2 separate regions of the Homo sapiens genome follow, and region 1 is linked to region 2. A link is a contact called in ENCODE Hi-C or POLR2A ChIA-PET data. All regions are on one chromosome and are shown on one strand. The core of a region is the stretch at or near the end of the contact, and the rest is flanking DNA. Distances in the headings are between cores, read along the strand shown. Region 1 overlaps VPS13D (vacuolar protein sorting 13 homolog D). Region 2 holds the start of VPS13D (vacuolar protein sorting 13 homolog D).

Region 1 (6,505 bases), core at 3,791-6,290, 220 kb after region 2:
AGTACAGTGGCACAATCTTGGCTCACTGCAACCTCCACCTCCTGGATTCAAACGATTTTCCCACCTCAGCCCCCTGAGTAGCTGGGATTACAGGCACCCGCCATCGTGCCCGGCTAACTTGTATATTTTTTTAGAGACAGGGTTTCACCATGTTGGCCAGGCTGGTCTTGAACTCCTGACCTCAGGTGATCCGCCCGCCCATCCCAAAGTGCTGGGATTACAGGTGTGAGCCACCGTGCCCAGCTTCAGAAAACATCTTTCTTTCACCTATATTTTTGAAAGATATTTTTACTATGTTTATTCTTTCAGTCTTTTATGATATCATCCCATTGTTGTTCCATCCATTTCTCTTGAAACAGCTTTCAGTATTATTGTTTGTCCTTCAAAGGTAATGTGTCCTTTTTTTTCTTTGACAACTTCAAGATTTACTCTTTGTTTTTAGTTTCTATTAATAATATGCCTCGATATGATTCTCAGGCTTGGGATTTGTAGAACTTCTTGAATTTGCAGTGAAGTCTTTGGACGATTTTGGGAAACTCTTGGCCAGCGTCACTTTAAATATTGTTTCTGCCCCCTTTTTTTTCTTTCTTTTCCTTCTGTGACTCCAGTTATGCAGAATTTGGACCTTTTTTACTATGTCACTTACACCTCTCATGCTCTTTTCTGTATTTTCACCCCCTTGGTTTTTCTTCATGTTTCATCTGGATATTTTTTACTACCTCATTTTCTAGTTTGCTAATTCTGTCGACTCTGCTGTTTCACCATTTACTAAAATCTTAATGTTAGTTTTCTGGTAAAACTGTCCATCTTATTTTTCTTCTGAAGATAGTAATCATACTATACCAGTGATGAATCTTGTATTTTTTTTCTTAGTCTTCAGTCATTTAGTCCTGTTTTCTTACATATCTGGAAATTTTAATTGAATTCCTGACATTGTATAAGAAAGATTTTAGAGGTTCTGGCCAATGTTATTTTTCTCCAGAGAGGAGTTAAACTTCTTCTTTCCTTCTACCTCAGATACCCAGTTTTTAAATTTTCCCCCATGCATACCTCCCCTGCATTTTTAACTTTTTATTTGCGGCAAGGGGTAAATATTAGCAGGAGTTTCCCAGAGGGACTTGTATTTTTGAAAGGATCAAAGCCTGATGCTTAAAGGGAAGAGTCTAGAGGAAGGATTCTTTTTCTTGGGATAGACAATAGAAAGATGAGGTCAGAGACAGTGTGTGTGAGGTAGAAAGTAATCAGCTTCAACCCCTGGAGTCACAACAGAGGACTTAAGGAAACTGAGTCCTGAAGAATCCGTTCTGCTTAAGCAGGAAAGTTGGTGAATCTTTTTTATAAACAAGGGTTAATTAGTTCTCTTCTAAGTAAAAAGTACATTGAACCAGATCTCTCATTTTCCTATCTTTCTAGTCGTTGAAGGTTTTCTCTTAAAATCAACAAAAGGCATCAGGATAGGCCGTGTAGCCACCTTTGGAAAGGGCAGATGTTGAGTTAAGTGGATTCTGTTCTCTTCCATAGTCCAGGACTTTTCAGACCTGAAATCAGTTAACCTGGAGATGACTAATTCAGGTTCAAGACACCAGATCTGCTGGAAGTAGATGGGTGTGAATTTTTAATGTCCTTTCCCAGGTCACCCTTTGTGGATTGAGAGATAGCAAAGGTTGGAATGACGACTGAAAGGCCACTGAGGAATCCAAGGGACATCCTAGGCAAATCCTAGGCAAAGACCAGAGGTTTCTGAGGAACTGTTGGGAAGTAGCTAAGCTGCAAGTTTATTCCTATTTTAGCCCATCTGAAAAAAAATGGGAACATTTGAGTTCATTTTTAAAAGAACCTTCTTTTGACCTTTCATTTGAGCCTGGGATCAAGCCAGTTTTCTAAAGAAATGAGACAGGACTTAATTTAAGTACCTTAGATTTGAACTACCTCCCATTCCCATTCTACCTCCTCTGCAAAAGACAGGTTCAACTTCTTTGTTCTCCCAGATGCTAAAGACCAGTTCCCAATTGGTGGTCTTACCCAGATACATGACACTTGTGTATAAATAACTTCCCTGGACATTGCTAGAAGTGAAGTATCAGCTTTGCATGTGTAGCTTTCCCAAAATGCAGGTCTATCCTACCCACCACCATAAAAAGTTAGTTGTTAGAAACAATAGCTTAGTTTCCACTGTGAATGGTGTATTACTCTTAGATGGGTCAGGGGTATTTTGAATAGCAGAAGACTGGCAAAGATCAGCTGGACATGGTGGCTCACACCTGTAATCCCAGAACTTTGGGAGGCCAAGGTGGGCGGATCATGAGGTCAGGAGTTTGAGACCAGCCTGGCCAGCATGGTGTGAAACCCCATCTGTACTAAAAATACAAAAATTAGCCAGGCATGGTGTCGCGTGCCTGTAATCCCAGTCACTCAGGAGGCTGAGGCAGGAGAATTGCTTGACCCTAGGAGGCTGAGGTTGCAGTGAGCCAAGATCATGCCACTGCACTCCAGCCTGGGTGACAGATCAAGACTCCCTCTCAAAAAAGAAAAAAAAAAAAAAGAACAATGGCAAAGATCAAGAGGAATGAAGATTGAACCAAATGAACTTTCAAAATCTTCTTTTTTTACCCTAGGAGCATGGTTGGTTTTGCCTGCTTTCTCTCTATAGTCCTCTTTCTCTCCATAGTCCTCTTTCTTTCCATATCCCCCTATATTTGTATCTCCATATATGTCCATTACTGGTACATGAAACAGGCCTTTCCAGAGCAGTAGCTTCTTTTGGAGTTAGTTTGCTTGACCAGACCAGCTCTAACTTAGCAAATGTTTTAGCTTTGGTGTTCTACGTCCTTCAGGAAATCATTCTCCTATAAGAAGCTGGGGTGGAAGAGGAGACCTCTCCTCCATAGGCAGCACCTCTTGAAATCACTGGTCCCAATCTCCACCCCAGTCTGGCCTCCATCTTTCTTCCTAGTATAAATGGTACATACTAGTAATGTAAGCTGGTGTGGTGTGATGTGATCCACATAACGGACATGTACCAAGCCTCCTATTTCTTTGGGACCTGTTTCAGATTGTCAGAGTAGTAGCTTTGGGAAAAGAAGTAGATTCTAGGCCACGTGGCCTCCGGAAAGGTCTGGGTGATGGAAGTGGGCCAGGTGTCTGAGTTACGGATATGGATCAAGAAAGAACACTGGAGCCTGACTCCTCTTCCTTGTCCAGATATTTGCATGTAATTTTTCAGAAATTTTTTAATATACTTTTGTCAGCTGCCTTCCTTTGTCAGTTCTGCTACTTGGGAGAGAAAAGAGATATGCCTGATATCTCTGTATAATTTTCACTGGCATTTAGGAAGGAATTTTTCTACGAAGACAATAGCAAAAGTCATGGTTGGGTTACCTCTCTAGGTTACCCAGTATCACACATAGATACTTAGCAGACTTTTGCTGGAAATGCTCATGGTCTTTCCAGCTTTATCTGTAAAATGAGCATAATAATACTACCTCACAGGATTGTTGTGAGGATTAAGCTAGTTAAATATTTCATTGATGAGAGGCCCCAAAGACAGTGGCTGGCACATGACGAACGTTGTTGGCTGATGCTTATGATTCCAGAAGTTCCACTGTGGTCTTCAGTACTTGGAAGTTTGCCCTTACCTACTCTGCCACACACTCATCTAAAACTTAATTTATTTAAAGAAATAGTTGGGAACGGATTTCTTTCTAAAAACCTCAAAAAACTTATTCCAAACCCTTGAAACCTATTTTACTTTTGCCACAAGAAGCTCAGCTTATACTGGTGCCCAGCATCTATGATTATTCTCTCTGATGTCATCAGCCTCCTTTCTTCTAAGCCTTTGGCATTAAAGTGAATATATTTATTCATTTGAAATAAATACAAAGTACTTTGTAAGAATGGAGGTCTTGTGACTAGGAAGGAGATCATCTTGAGCTTCTTTTCTGTTGAGGAATGTTCGGTTTCATTTCTAAAGTTCTGTATTTTGCGATTTTAATTGACATATTTATGCTTTCCTTTGTTCCAGAATGGGCATGAGGTGATTTCCATAGTTTAGGATGAGACATGCAAGATTCAGTGGGGGAGAAAGAGGAGGGAACCGGAGAGCACTCATTGGAAGAAAGGATAGGATTTCCAGTAATAACCCTTTGATTTGTGTTTTTTTCCAAGTGCTTTCGTAACCAAGGTCGCCGTGGGTAACTCCATGGGTGGTGTTCTCCCTGTTTTGTAGATGAAGACACTGATTCTAAAGAGAGTGTGTCTTTTGCTCATGTTCACCCAGCTGATACTAATGACAAGAGTTGGCATCAGGACTCTGCTTTTGAGAGCCTGTGTGTTTTCTTGGAGTTGAAATAAGTTATCTGCCAAATCAGGCTTTATGGTGTGACCGCCATAGAGGGAATTTTTTTTCCTGCATTATAATCTATCTCCTGGTTCAGTACTGAGGCACAAGCTATTTATGCAAAAACCTTGTTAGAATGGCAAAACAGGAGCTCTCATGGGGTGGGAAGGCATATTCCCCATGGCCAGTGCTAACTGTATGGAAACCTGTCTTCAGGCTTCCCTCTGCATGCTTCATGGGGTTTCAGCAACAGACAAGTAGGGGTCTGGCATTTTCAACATAAGCATACCCCCCTTCTGCCAAAAAGTCCTACACTGGGTCCTAGCTGATGAAGAGCTGAAAGGCAGGACACAATTCCATCCACAGCTGGGCTTCAGGATTCATCCTTCCTTCATAATTCTTTATAATCAATGTAGAAAAACTATAGGGAAAATAGGATTTGACTAAGCCCCGACTTCTCTATGTTGAAGATCAGTTGTCTTGATTCTACCTGTGTACATCCTGCTTATTTCTGCGGTTTTTACTTTATAGCATACTCCACCAATCCTTTTTAAGGAAAAAGCAAAATCCTATTATGGGAATGCTTCAAACCACTCTGAGCTTCCAGATTAATCTGAAACAGCATCTGAGTTCACAACTGGGTCAGAGTTGCAGAATAGCAAGAGAAACTTGCCAGTTCAGCAGGCGTGTGTCTTGGGTTAGTTAAGACAGCAGGACAGTCCTGAGGCCTGACTTCCTTGCATGTGTTTCAACCTTGGGTGCTGAGATAATTCTGGGTGGCTTTAGATAACTTTGTTTCTTAACTGAAAAAGGAGTGTCTGTTGCCTGATAAGTGTTTATCCGTGAAATAGCAACATGGTGTGCATCTTAGGGTAGGAGGGCTTTTAGATCTCCAGAGACCAGGAAAAAAAAAAAAGCAAGGTCATTGGCTTAGGCATATTACTGGAATTAGGATGTCAGTCCCAACTTTAAAATGCCTGTATTGTTTTTATTCAGGGTCCCCTTTCTGGATTCCTCCCCTTTTTTTCTCTTTGCCTTAAGGGCTATACATAATCCATAACCAAGTAGAACTGAAAACAGACAAAAGCACTCCTCTTCTAGTGGATAGAAATCTGGAATCCAGAAATGCTTCCTTCTTGCCAAACCTCAACTTGTTCCGTGCCTTTTTTTTTTTTTTAAATGCCTCTTCCCAGCCTCCCCACCCTTTCGTGATTTGGCTGAGTGAGGACTAGCTGTTTGGTTTGCCTTTTATCAACAATAGATATTCACTGCTTTTCAGGTCACATTTTCCTTTAACTCTTCTCTGTTTATGAGTATCACAAAAGGGTTCTTCAACATCAAGGCAAAACTCACACTCAGAATACTTTTTAACTGTGGATATTTTGACAGTATGAAACGGAAGTCAGTGGTGAAGACTTTCGTTTTGAAGTGACTTAGGTCTTACATGACTCAAAGATGGTTTTCCTAGTAGTATACCAGCAGAGTTGAAAATGACTCTGAAATTGAAAGTCCCATACTACTTCTAAGAAACTTGTAAAAAGTGTTGGCCAAATGCTACACCAAACATTTTGCATTAATTATTCTCTTAACTCTTCAAAACAGTCCTTTGCAGGCCAGGCTCGGTGGCTTATGCCTGTAATCCTAGCACCTCGTGGGGCCGAGGTAGGCAGATCACATGAAGCCAGGAGTTCAAGACCAACCTGGCCAACACGGTGAGACCCTGTCTCTACTAAAAATACAAAAATTAGCCAGGCGTGGTGGCACACAACTGTAATCCCTGCTACGGGAGGCTGAGGCATGAGAACCGCTTGAACCCAGGAGGTGGAGGTTGCAGTGAGCTGTGATCGCACCACTGCACTCCAGCCTGGGTAACAGACTGAGACTCAGCCAGCAAAAAAAAAGAGCAATCCCTTACAGTAGAAAGTATGTGATTTTAGCAGATGGATAAACTGAGGTTCAGAGAAATTAAGCCTCTTCCACCAGCATGCGTGTTTGGTAACTGTCAGGGTAAGATTTGATTCCTTTGCTCCTGCTTGTTTGACTACATCGTGGCAACTCCCACAAAGTTCATGGCAGCCTTACTTAGAGGCACAATAGATAGTTGGGTTTTCCAAATTTATGAGTTCAGACATAGCTTATTGCAGACAATGCTGATTAGAATTAGAGCTG
Region 2 (6,503 bases), core at 2,458-4,957:
CTATTGCTCAGAATGGTGACTATAAGAAATAATACATTGCATATTTCAGAATTGCTAAAAGAGTAGGTTTTAAATGCTTTCATCTGGCCGGGCGCGGTGGCTCACGCCTGTAATCCCAGCACTTTGGGAGGCTGAGGCGGGCGGATCACGAGGTCAGGAGATCGAGACCATCCTGGCTAACACGGTGAAACCCCGTCTCTACTAAAAATACAAAAAAAATTAGCCGGGCATGGTAGCGGGCGCCTGTAGTCCCAGCTACCCGGGAGGCTGAGGCAGGAGAATGGCGTGAACCCGGGAGGCGGAGCTTGCAGTGAGCCAAGACAGCGCCACTGCAGTCCAGCCTGGGCGAAAGAGCGAGACTCCGTCTCAAAAAAAAAAAAAAAGTTTTCATCCAAAAAAGTATGTTAGCTGATGGATTTGTTCATTAGTGTGAATTAATCATTCCACATTGTAAATAGATATCAAAACAGTGCACTGTAGCCCATAAATATATACAATTATTTGTCAATTAAATTTTTGAAAAAAGCTGTGAGCAGTGTCTCCTGCCTGTAATCCCAGCACTTCGGGAGGCCAAGGTGGGAGGAATGCTTGAGCTCAGGGGTTCAAGACCAGCCTGGACAACATGGCAAAACCCCATCTCTACTAAAAATACAAAAATTAGCCGGGCGTGGTGGTGCACGTCGGGAATCCCAGCTACTCGGGAGGCTGAGGCATGAGAATCACTTGAACCTGGGAGGCAGAGGCTGCAGTGAGCCGAGATTGTGCCACTGCACTCCAGCCTGGGCGACAGAGTAAGATTGTCTCAAACAAACAAACAAACAAACAAACAAAACCCCCCAAATCAGCTGGGTGTGGTAGTGCATCTGTAGCCTGTAGTTCCTCTGACAGTTTTGTCTTTTCTGGAATTTCACAGAAATGAAATCACTACGGTATGTGGTCTTTTTCCACATAGCTAATACTTTTGAGGTTCCTCCAGATCGTGCCTGCGTCAGCCCTACTCACCTTTTTGTTGGTGAGTAGTGCTCCATTGTATGACTATGTTGCAATTTGTTTGTCCACTCTCCTGTTGATGGACATTTTGATTGTTTTTTTTTGTTTCTGGCTTTTATGAATAAAGCTGCTATGAGTGTTCATGTATAAGTCTTGGTGTGGGCATATGTTTTAATTTCTCTTGGCTAATATCTAGCAGTGGGATTGCTGTATGGTAAATGTATATTTAAACATTTATAGGAAACTGGGGGCACGAAGACTTTCAGTAATACTGGTCGAATCAATGGTGCCCAGGAATTTGCATTTTTGAGACAGGGTCTCTGTTGCGCAGGTTGGAGTGCACAGGCATGATCATTGCTCACTGTAACCTTGAACTCATGGGCTCAAGCAATCCTCCTCCCAGTAGTTGGGAGTACAGGCATGTGCCACCGTGCCCAGCTAATTTTTTCATTTATAATTTTTTGTAGAGATTGGGGTCTCCTTATGTTGCACAGGCTGGTCTTGAATTCCTGGCCTCAAAAAATCCCCCCCACTGCCTTGGCCTCCCAAAGTGCTAGGATTACTGGTGTGAGCCACGGTGCCAGGCCATGTGCAGTATTTTTTTGGATTTTTTTTGAGATGGAGTCTTGCTCTGTTGCCGAGGCTGGAGTGCAATGGCGAGATCTCGGCTCACTGCAACCTCTGCCTCCTGGGTTCAAGCAATTCTCCTGCCTTAGCCAGGAGAGTAGCTGGGATTACAGGCACCTGTGACCATGCCCGGCTAATTTTTGTATTTTTAGTAGAGATGGGGTTTTGCCAAGTTGGTCAGGCTGGTCCTGAACTCCTGACCTCAGGTGATCCACCCACATCTGCCTCCCAAAGTGCTGAGATTACAGGCATGAGCCACCGCGCCTGGCCTGGGCCATGTGCATTTCTAACAAGCTTCCCAGGTACAGCCAATTGTCTGTGCTAGGTGATCTGGACTTCGAGGTCCTTCACCTCTGAAGGACTGCCTTCCTTCCTCCTTCTGTCTGTGGAGTTCCAGGTTTTACTCCCAAACCTCAGCCCCAGAGGAGACCCAGCATCCAGATTCTGAGAGGTTGATCCCACCATACAGGAACCCCAGTCTTGCTCAGGAGTGAGTCAGCCCAACATGCACCCTCATTAGCTTAGCATCATGAGGGTTGGTAATTATTATGGTAAATACATGATTGTAACCTTGCCGTTCTGCTTCCTGCATCTTCTAATTTATATGAGCCTGAGGTCTCCCTCTTGCCCTTCTTGTGATAATGCAAGGAGGAAGTGTTCAGCTGTTCATTCATACACACTCATTGAGTCTTTTCTGTGCTAGGCAATGTCTAGGTGTTGAAGAAACACTGTGAAAGGGATAAAATCTCTGTTTTCAAGGTACTGGGGAAAGAACAACATATGTATAAACAAACAAGATAATCTCAGGGAGTATTAGGTTCCATGAATAAAATACAACAGGGTAATGGATAATGGAACTTTATTTTTATTTTCATTTTTGAGAGGGAGTCTCACTCTGTCTGGAGTGCAGAGGGGTGATCTCGGCTGACTGCAACCTCCGCCTCCCGGGTTCAAGTGATTCTCCTGCCTCAGCTTCCCCAGTAGCTGGGACTACAGGTGTGCACTACCACGCCCGGCTAATTTTTGTAGTTTTAGTAGAGATGGGGTTTCACTATGTTGGCCAGGCTGGTCTCAAACTCCTGACTTCAGTGATCCGCCCGCCTCAGCCTCCTGAAGTGCTGGGATTACAGGCATGAGCCACTGTGCCCAGCTCATAATGGAACCGTAGATAGGCACAAGTCCTCTCTGAGTGGAATATTTGAAGCCAGAGGGAGTCAGCTATACGAATATCCAGAGCTATTCTGTAGCTCTGGATTGGCCACAAGAGGGTATTGAGCACTGGAATTCTGGCTAGTTTGTACTGAGATGCGCAGTAAATGTAAAATATACCCGAATTTCAAAAACTTACTATAAAAAAGTTAACATATTGTATTAGTAATTTTTTCTTTTGGCGACATGTTGAGATGATCATATTTTGAACATATTGGATTAAATATATTAAAATGAAGTTCATTTTCTTCTTTTTCGTTTAAAAAAAATGTACTAGCTAGTAAATGTGGATTGCCTATGTGGCTGGCATTGTGTTTCTATTGGTCTGAGGAGAAGGGTCCTAGGTAGAGACAACGGCAAAGGTACAGTTCCTGGGGCAGAAACTGAAGGATGCTGAGGCAGAGTCGGCCGGGGAAAAAGTGGCTGAAATGGGAAGGGACCAGATCCAGTGGGACCTTGGTGGCAGCTCTGTAAGGAGGTGGGTTTTAACTGAAGTACGGTGGGGACGCCGTTTTAAGCAGGGAAGGGCAGGGTCTGAATTAACAGGCCCCTGTGGCTGCGAAGTGGGGAACGGACTGTGGGTGAGTGGGCCAGACGGACGGCCAATCGCACCTTTCGCTTGGATGGAAGGCAGGGTGGTTGTAGGTGGGAAGAATCCTGGGTTCCCATGCTGTCTGAACCAGAGTCATTTGTGGCCCTGCCCTCCCCTGGGACTCAATTTCCCCACCTATAAAATAAGCCCCAGTGTCCGCGAACCCTGGAGGGGCCCGCACCACTGCAGGAGCGGCCGCCGGCGCCAGGGGGCGCCTCCTCGATAACTCGGCGCTCGGCTGGCCAGGCACCGGCGCGTCGGCCGCTCGATTGGTCGGGTCGGGGCCGGCCTGAGCGCCGCGGGCCTGCGCCATTGAGGAGCGGCGGGGAGGAAACGCCGCGCAGCGCCGGGCTGGGGCGGGCGGCCCGGGACACCGACAGGTAGGGGCCGAGCGGCTCCGTGCCGGGCGGGGCCAGGGTCGGGAACTGCAGGGCCGGCGCGGACCCGCGGGCCGCCGCTAGGGCTCCGCCTGGACATGGGGGCCCGGGCCCACCCTGGGGAGAGCGATGCTAGGAGCCTGGGGGCCCCGTCGTCCGGCCTCGGTCTGAGCCCCTCGGGGTAACCCTGGGCGTCTGCTCCCCCCGGGCCCCAAGCCCGCCACCTCCGGGGACCCCTGCGTCCGAGTCCCCGCGAGCTCCCCAAGCACAGGCTCGGGGCTGGCTGAACCTCTGGGAACCCCGACGTCCGTGTCCTGGGGAGCCCGAGCCCCCGCTGGACCCCGGCACACTTTCCGGGGTCCCAGCAGCCTGGCGCCCTGGAATTGGGGGGTGTCAGTCCGCGCCTGTCCGCCTGAGCCTTGGTCTCAATGCAGGACCCCAGTGTGCGAGCCCCCCACATTACGCCGAAGAGTGGGGTGTCAGTTCTCTAGAATGCCTTAGCCACCTCCCTTAATCAGCCACCCGAGGTCACACTCTCGCGTGGAGACATCAGGCCTAAAACCTCTCTTTACCTTTTGCCCCCCAGGGTCACGCCCTGGCCCAGCCACTCCTCCTAGGTGTGGGATGCCAGACATCAGGCCTAAAACCTCTCTTTACCTTTTACCCCCCAGGGTCACGCCCTGGCCCAGCCACTCCTCCTAGGTATGGGATCCCGGCGCCGTTCCCTCCAGGTTTTACTTGGGTGGTGGGGTCTCTGTCCCCTGGAGGGGGCTGAGGGTTCCGAGAGCTGGGGGCGGGAGGGTTGTGGGAGCGTCGCCTTCCGGGCAGTGCCGTTCCTGTGGGGCCACCGGTCGCACAGCCGTCCCCGCCCCGGTTTTGGAGCTCCCTGGCGCCGGCAGCGTTCAGCCCTGGCCGCCTCGGGGAGGGACGCCCAGGTCCGGTTGCCAGTCCTTCCTATTCCCGGTCTGGCCGCTCCTCAGGGGAGGGGCCTGGCTCAAGGTCATGCCCGGCTGTCTGCCCGCCCGTGGGCTCAGCACTGATCCCTACTGTCACCCGCCCCACTGGGTAGGGGAGCCCAGGTGGGGGTTAGTGCCAGTGCCAGGCAGCTGCCTAGAAGTCCTGATGGACCGGAGTGTAAACACTTTGGGACTCTGGCCAGTCTGGCGGCCCTTGCTGACACTGAATTCCTTCAGGGAATCCTTGAAGTGGCCTCAAGCACGGTCTAGATGCTTAGCAGAGCAAATAATGGGTGCTTTCTGGTTTGGGCCTCAATGTTACTGACCAGGTTGCCTCACAATGCTAATCACTCATGCTTTTAAAATCTGTGCTTTGCATTCTTTTCCGTTTAGGGCAAGTAGGGTAGGGCCTGAACTTGTTTACAAACTGACAGTTGTTTCCCTTGATTTGGAGATAATTGGTAATTGGCACTCAGAGTTGGCATTTAGGGCCGAAATTAGTGGCAATAACTACAAAAATAAAGAGTACTCTGACCTTGGCTTCTTGCTCAAATTTGTTTGGAGTCCCCATAGTAAGATTAGTCAGTTTCACATTTGGTTTTCACAAATTTACTCCTTTCAAGTTATAATAGTGGCCGGGCACGGTGGCTCACGCCTGTAATCCCAGCACTTTGGGAGGCCAAAGTGGGCAGATCGCTTAAGGTCAGGATTTCAGACCAGCCTGGCCAACATGATGAAACCCTGTCTCTACCAAAAATACAAAACTTAGCCGGGGATGGTGGCAGGTGCCTGTAATCCCAGCTACTCAGGAGGCAGAGGTAGGAGAATCGCTTGAACCCAGGAGATGGCGGTTGCAGTGAGCCGAGATCCGAGATCCCGTCACTGCACTCCAGCCTGGGCGAGGGAGCAACACTCTGTCTCCAGAAAAAAAAGTTACAATAGAGAAATGTTTCTTTTATTCAGACTGTTGAGCATTTTTTTTAAAAAATTGTTCTTATAACATCTTCTTTAAACAAATGTAGCTAATAATTAGTTTTATGTAACTCTACCCTTAAAAAATATCTTTATATTCCATTTGCAGAAAAAAAAATCTTTGGAAAGAAATTGGTCAAATATTTTACCAAATGCTGTTTTTTTCTTTTTGCTGTCACTGTTGACCAATAAAAGTTAATCTTCTCTGGAAGTACAAGATATTGTTGACAAACAAAAGCCAGTTTTTCCAGGAGATTGAATTCATTCTTGTGGAGGCCTTGTGCTTCAGGTAGTTGTTGGATGGCAGCCTCTCAGTTGGGATAGGTGTATCTTCTGGCACTAAGATGAATCACTAGAGGTGGGGCAGCGTGCTTGGAGAGGATCCTGAAAGTAGGCTGGCTCCAGTGGGATGCGTGCCATGGCAAGTCTGTAGTGCCTGGCAGGGTGGCTGATGACTGACATGGTGGATCAGAACAAGATTTGAGGCTCACAGTTTCCACTGGGATCTTCTAGTTGAGCAATCTCAGAACCCAGTTAAACTTTTGTGTCTCAGTTTCCCTCATGTTGACTTTTTGTAATACTAAAATTAGTCTTTTTTTTTTTTTTTTTTTTTTTTTGGTAATACTGGTAAACACCAGTTATTATAACAGGCAGTAGTACCTACAAAATCTAAATACCGTGGCTGGAGCCAGAGGATTTCTGGAGTTTGGGGTTTGTAATAATCGACTAAGATTGTTCATTGTATCAGCGTCATCTGGTGCCCAGGTACCAGTAATGCAG

What was found. Hi-C counts contacts between places; a loop is a spot of excess contacts on that map. ChIA-PET counts read pairs that join two places held with the same protein, here RNA polymerase II (POLR2A). Pooled maps may share reads with other maps.
Region 1: a loop to region 2 is called in a map with no recorded cell type, with 11 times the contacts of the local background. The contact joins the enhancer-like site here to the promoter of VPS13D in region 2. A Hi-C loop is called at or near these places in 2 of 37 single-sample maps with no recorded cell type and 8 of 50 pooled maps. POLR2A ChIA-PET finds 5 or more read pairs at or near these places in 1 of 52 experiments (GM12878).

The regions. Positions count from the first base shown.
Region 1 is chr1:12,443,896-12,450,400 of GRCh38, forward strand. All of the region lies in intron 65 of VPS13D (vacuolar protein sorting 13 homolog D), which reads left to right. Among named protein-coding and RNA genes, the nearest start is that of SNORA59A, 60 kb to the right of the region's middle. Within about 2 kb of position 5,041, at least 17 of the 41 ENCODE cell types and tissues checked have a DNase peak (open chromatin) inside an H3K27ac peak, as active enhancers do.
Region 2 is chr1:12,226,323-12,232,825 of GRCh38, forward strand. It overlaps VPS13D (vacuolar protein sorting 13 homolog D), which reads left to right and starts at 3,708. Exons shown (of 70, transcript NM_015378.4): 1 at 3,708-3,798. RefSeq lists an enhancer at 3,457-4,387 and silencers at 3,533-4,062, 3,599-3,767.